Linked DNA regions of Homo sapiens: region 2 is linked to region 1. A link is a contact called in ENCODE Hi-C or POLR2A ChIA-PET data. All regions are on one chromosome and are shown on one strand. The core of a region is the stretch at or near the end of the contact, and the rest is flanking DNA. Distances in the headings are between cores, read along the strand shown. Region 1 overlaps COL21A1 (collagen type XXI alpha 1 chain). Region 2 overlaps COL21A1 (collagen type XXI alpha 1 chain).

Region 1 (3,076 bases), core at 192-2,691:
GAAATTCATTAGAATATGAAATTATGGATGACAGTGTTATAATATGCTTCAGTGCATTGCATTCTTAGACTCTTTCTCCCTTAAACTTATTTCAACTCAGGTATTTGAGACATTTACGGGAAAAAATGCTTTTATTTTACCTCCTATCTTGCTTTCATCTAGGATAAAATGTTCTTTCTGGTATGAAACAAGTGTGGCAAATTGCTTGCAGAGAACTTTGCTTGTTGTGATGCAGCATTTTGCTGGACAGAAACAAATGCATGGCTCATAATGACTGTTAGATTTCAAAAAGTCTGGGGTGTGTACATGTGTGTATATGTGTCAACAGGCTCTTCCTTGCTATCCTTTATTTTGCTCAGATAGTTTAATAGTTGTACTAATCTGCAGATATTATACATTTTAGGATTATATTCAGCTAATATTTATTGTTTTAGTAGAAGAAGTGTCAGATACATTTGTATTCACTAGCAATTGATTCATTTAGGAAAAAAATTTAGCTTCCAAAACGTAGATGTAAAATAAGATGCTTAACCTGAGCATAGTAATGTAAAGGTATATATCACTAAAAGCAATTATAATTTAACAGCTACCTAAAATATGCATTATAGATGTTTATTTTAAATACGTATATACTAAAGTGCCAGATAATTTCAACTAATAACCTATAAATAACTCCATTCCTAATGAAAGTTTTGTTTTTACTTTAAAATGTAACTCTTTGAAGGCAAGGTCAAATTAGGTCCAACATAGTGATCAATTTTAAAATAAAAATGAAAAAGTATATATGAATAGGACTGATATAGAATATTGGTCACATTTACCTTGGAAGTAAGATGGTCTATTCTCATAAGAATGACTATACAGTACCACAGTTATTTAATAACTTAATTATCTGCCATTATGTACACATTTTTGTTGTTTATATAGTCACTTTATGAATTTCTGAAAAAGTTATTTGATGTCAGGAAAAGTTAATATCAGTAGTCCAGAAGTAATTTTAATTTTTCTGTTTGTATTTAATGTTCTTTAATATGTAATGTTATATATTGTTATTTTGGTAAGCAGACCTCAAAACTGAATTCTCTATTTCTTTTTGTCAAATCATTAAAAGGGAGAAGCAGGATCCCCTGGTGCTCCGGGGCAGGATGGAACACGGGGAGAGCCTGTGAGTACCTTCTCATTTCAGTTCTAAAAGATGAAGTTCTTTTCCTGTTACGAAATCCTTTTTGGTTATTTAAATTCTTCTCTCAGATGCCCTATTATTTGTTCAGTGACTTCCAGATTTTAGATGTTGTAGAAGCTGCTTGTGAAACACCATAAAATATTGAAATGTTGAATCCTCTTTTAGAAACCAGGAAGAATTTTGCAAACAGTGTGAGTCACAAACCACAAGCACTCATGCCCAAAGAAATGCATGGTTAACACAAACATCATGGTCTGTTGCTGAGCCTTCAGTCGATGTCACTTTACCACTCATCTATTGTTTCATAGTATACTCTTTGGGATCTTGTGTTCAATAAAAATCAGGGGTAGAGAAACATGACTAAGAAAGTACTGAATCTGAATCCTAGATATCTACATTTTTAGCACATGTCCCAGGTGATTCTGAACTTCAGGTGAGTTTTAAAAATATAGTTTGCCCCCACATTTTATTCCTACAACTCGTGGCCAACATTTAAATACCAGCAGATCTTATTTTATTCATCAAAGGTACCTACCCTCAAGAAATTTGAAATTTGCCTTGTGCGGAGCTAGGTTAAGAACTGAAGTAATAGCTGAGGTGTATTTGTATCACATTTATCACAAAGTGTTCAGTTGAGATTTCAGAATTTAAATATTGTACATAAGAGGGAGAGAGGTATCACCAAAGCTTCTTAAATAGGGTAGAGGGATTAAACTACTCTGAAAGTTACTTAATAAAATTTTCGTTGAATTTCATCTTGTGTATGATTATGTACTGGGCCAAGTTCTATATAATGCTATTACCTTCCAGAAGCTTATAATTTAATTTGGAAGACTGAAAAAAATGATGCAAATAATTACCAACTCTTTATATTATGTGCCAAATATGAATCTCATATGGAGTCAGAAAGCCAGGGTTTGGAGATGACTACTGCTACATTTCAGCAGTATGAGCTTGGAGAAGTCACTTCACATCCCTGAATATTTTTCTCTAAGTGTGAATAGTGTAGATGCTTATAGTGCTTACTTCATAGGGTTGTTGTGAAGCTTACGTAGGAAATTTTTAAAAATTGTAAAAACATTGCACAAATGCATGGGGCTATTCTAAGTGCTGAAAGAGTATAGGAAGGTAATCCTGTTATTGAGGTGCTTGAAAAAATTTTACCAAGGGTTTGTGCCAGATTTGTTCATGAAAGGATGACTGGGAATCAAAGGAAGACAGGAAAGAGAGAACTCATCTGAATGAAGACACATATGTGAGATGGTTAAAGGTGTGCCCAGGAAATAATGAAATGATCTTAATGAGGTCCTGAATCTGCAGAGAAGGGTCTCTGTTGCGTGTTAGAAAGTAAAGGTAGAAACTTGGCTAGGGCCATAAAATGGAGAACCTTGACTGCAAGTTTGAAAAGTAAACCTTATTCATTTGTCATTGAAGTTTTGTGAGAAAAAAAGAGAACATAGTAAAAAGAACTGTTTTAGAGGCAGTGTATGAGCTCCTGGTGTGTGTGGAATGATTGGAAAGGAGAAGAAACTGGAAACAGGGTGCTAGTTAGCAGGCTCTTTTGACAGACCAGGCATGAAGTAGAAGGCCTCGACTAGGGTATTAATAAGCATGGAGTGGGTTCAATAGGGTAGCATGAGCTCAACATATGTGAGCCATAATTGCTGTTATTTAAGAAAAATTATGAGACTTGGTAACTGGATATAAGACTGGGTGTGATTATTTGTTTATGTTATTGTTTCAGAATATAAAGTAGGTGTGTGTGTGTATGTGGGTGTGCGTGTATGAGGGAAAGAGCATAAGAAACACAAAGAGAGGTGAGAGAAGGAAAGGTTAATGGGAAGAAAAGAAGGAAAAAGAGGAAGAGGGAAATAAGAGATAATAGACATGAGA
Region 2 (3,076 bases), core at 235-2,734, 130 kb before region 1:
ATCTGTCCATACTTTTTTAGAAAATTAAGCACAAATTTCATGTATGAACCATTTCATGTCCATACATGAAATTTGTGCTTAATTTTCTAAAAACTAAGATGCTTTATATTTCTTCTCCTCTACCCTCTAGCAGGAAAATTTGGTTTATATTTCCTGAATTCTTTCAGGGAAAGACATCACTATCTACAAGACGTTCAAGCCAGAGGCTGGGGTCATTCTCTTTCTCCTGTCCACTGCAATCAAACAGTCATAGGACCTGGCCCGTTTTAACTCCTGAATGCCTCTCAAATCACTTTCTGCTCTCACTGTCCTTCAGGCCCTTACTGCCTCTCATTTGACTGCTGCCATAAACTTTCCATCTTCCTGTACACCATTCTCCCTACTGCTGCCATTGTGAGCTTTCTAAAATGTGAACAAGAATATGTTTCTCTCTGCTAAAAATCCCTCCTGTAGTAAACTTTAAAGACAAAGTCCACTCCTCTTCACTTAATGCAAAAGACCATGTTCCTGCTCTGTTTCCTGAGTACCTGCCCCATCATTCATTTCCTTCACCCCTCACCCCTTTCCCACTCTCCATGGGCGGTTCACTTCATAAATACCTTTTCACTGAGCACATCTTGTTCTTTAGTGATTTTAAGCATTTTCAGGTACTATCTTCCTGTCTTCTTAAGGTCATCTAGCAAATCCCTGGTTTGCCTTTAATTCACAGATGAACTTTACTTCCTCTCAGAGAATGTACCCATTTCCTCTCAGCCAGCCAGGAACTAGGTATTCACTCCACCAAGCTCCCAGTGCCTAGCACATACCTCCATTAAGGTCTCTATTATTGTATTGTAGTTATATATTTGATATCTTTTCACAAAAACCCTATACTTGCTGAGGCTATCACTAGGCTTTCTCATCTGTGTATCCTCAGTGCTTTGTACATTGCCTGAATAATAGTAGATGACTGTGCATATTGTGGAATGAATGGATAAACAGACAAATAGTAGTGGGAAAATATGTATTAAATTTTATCTCTTGATGATTCTTTCTTTTACAATCTAAACAACCAAGCTTCATGTATTTTTCATATCAGAACCAACTGTCAAGACAGGATCTGAAGTTCATTTACTCTGAAGTGTAATAACTGATAAAAATTTATGTCTCCCAAGGGGGTTTTTATTGAACAAGGATGGAATGCTTAATCTAAAGAAAGGAACCTTACTTAGTAGAATTTCCCACAGGCTTAACAAGCGTATGGGATTTGTTTTAATTGGGGATTGGAGGTGGGACTTAGAGGTTTTCTCTTTACTCCAAATAGTCCATAGGCTTTGTCTAGATATGAGACCAGTTTTCTTGCTTGCTGGCTCACAGCATGAACTAGCATGTCATATTACACAGCACATTCATTTTTGTTTCTATTATACAGCATAGATCATATGAACTTCACATCTGGTAAACATTTGTACATTGAATGTGCAGCTGCCAAGAATTGTGGTTTCTTGGTAGCATCCCAGTGACGCTGAGTCAAGGTCACAAAACCAGCATTGCAGAGTTTTCATGATCTGGAACTGTATCCTGCTTTTACTTATTGAGAAAGTTGCTCTCTTAGTTCGTTTGAGGACCTGTCATGGCACCATTTTAAGTTTGGAAAATAACTTGGGCGATTCAAAGTCCATTATACTGTTTGTGGGCTCCCCCTATACGAGCCATCCCACAGAGATGGGAATCTTATCTACTTAAAAAAAATCCAAAGAAAGTATTTCTTAATTCTTCTCAGTGACCTGTTTTCAAAGTTTGATAGTCTCTTCGAAAGTTTCATTGTCATAACAACATAACTCTTCCCTAATTTAGTTTTATCACCTTGCACTGTTTTTTATGGAAGTGAGGAACATTGGATTTTCATATAAACTGCAGTGCTGAAGATACCAGTGCATTGCACCATAAAAGCAAACCAAACAACACCATCACACAAACAATTCAAGATAAATTAAGTTAGGAAAATGGGGTTTCACAGTGTGACTCAAATTAGGCTTGCCAGTTAGCTTTGGCCTCCAAATGGAAGTCTAACATTTTGGTGTGTGGTTTATATTTTCAACATCCTTAGTGAATTCTGTCTTGAAAAGCCAGATACCATTAATATAATGGAGGAACTGGTTTATTTTATATTGATATAATATATAAAGCTTTTAAAAATGTTTCATGATAGTTACCTTTTCCCTCTGGGATTATGAGGAAGAGGGACAAATATCTATCTCTTGAAAGTTACAGTAGAATCATTAGTAGATGTGTTCATATACATTAAATAACGAGGAACATTTTGTAAAAAGTTACTTTGCTCTTCTTTCTAGAAAGGAATGATATAACATTCCTATATTTCCAGGTGAAGAAAGCAAAGTGACTTTTTTTGGTATACACCTGACTGTAAAAGCTACCCTGTAGGTAATTCGGCTATGCCCTACACTTATTTTTCTCCCTGATGTTAAATGAATTAACAATTGGTAACATTCCTAAAATTAGATTTGAAAAGAAAAAGTCAAGATATTTGGATTCTTTAAACAATTCTATGTACTATTTGTACTCTTATTCTTGGGAAGAATATTTGAAATAAGGTGAGAAAAGGACATCATGAAATGCAGGCATAATACTCTTTGTAACTTCCAGAAACATGTACACCACAATGAAGACAGGATGCTCTGTGATTAATCTATTTAAACACTGTATGCTTCCAGGGATCTCCTACCCAGGAAACAAAGCCCACAGGAAGACCATCACATAGGAATGGTAAGACATCTCAGGCACTTGGGTGACTAGCTGTGTCTAATTTTACCTTCTGCCATTCTAGAATTACTCAAACTTAATTTCAAAATACTCTTTTTTGTTCCCGTAATTATTGTGTTTCTTGTCTTTTTAAAGTAATTAAATTTTAAAAAGACTAAAAAAATTAAAGGCCATGAATATGTTTAAAATTTGGAATCCTTTTGTTTTTATGCCAAAGTTCTCATCAGATTATTTTCTGATGTAGATTATTTTTCATTGAGTACCTGAAAATAGCACATCCTTTGGACAGGAACAAGCTGAAAATTTGCCCAAG

Evidence for each region. Hi-C counts contacts between places; a loop is a spot of excess contacts on that map. ChIA-PET counts read pairs that join two places held with the same protein, here RNA polymerase II (POLR2A). Pooled maps may share reads with other maps.
Region 2: a map of PC-3 shows a loop between it and region 1 (6-fold over the local background). The contact joins two enhancer-like sites. A Hi-C loop is called at or near these places in 2 of 168 maps with a recorded cell type or tissue (PC-3 and endothelial cell of umbilical vein) and 3 of 50 pooled maps. POLR2A ChIA-PET finds 5 or more read pairs at or near these places in 1 of 52 experiments (MCF 10A).

The regions. Positions count from the first base shown.
Region 1 is chr6:56,099,561-56,102,636 of GRCh38, reverse strand. COL21A1 (collagen type XXI alpha 1 chain) reads left to right here. Exons shown (of 30, transcript NM_030820.4): 17 at 1,112-1,165. Among named protein-coding and RNA genes, the nearest start is that of COL21A1, 150 kb to the left of the region's middle. Within about 2 kb of position 1,441, at least 5 of the 41 ENCODE cell types and tissues checked have a DNase peak (open chromatin) inside an H3K27ac peak, as active enhancers do.
Region 2 is chr6:56,225,550-56,228,625 of GRCh38, reverse strand. The region is part of intron 1 of COL21A1 (collagen type XXI alpha 1 chain); the gene reads left to right. Among named protein-coding and RNA genes, the nearest start is that of COL21A1, 20 kb to the left of the region's middle. Within about 2 kb of position 1,484, at least 2 of the 41 ENCODE cell types and tissues checked have a DNase peak (open chromatin) inside an H3K27ac peak, as active enhancers do.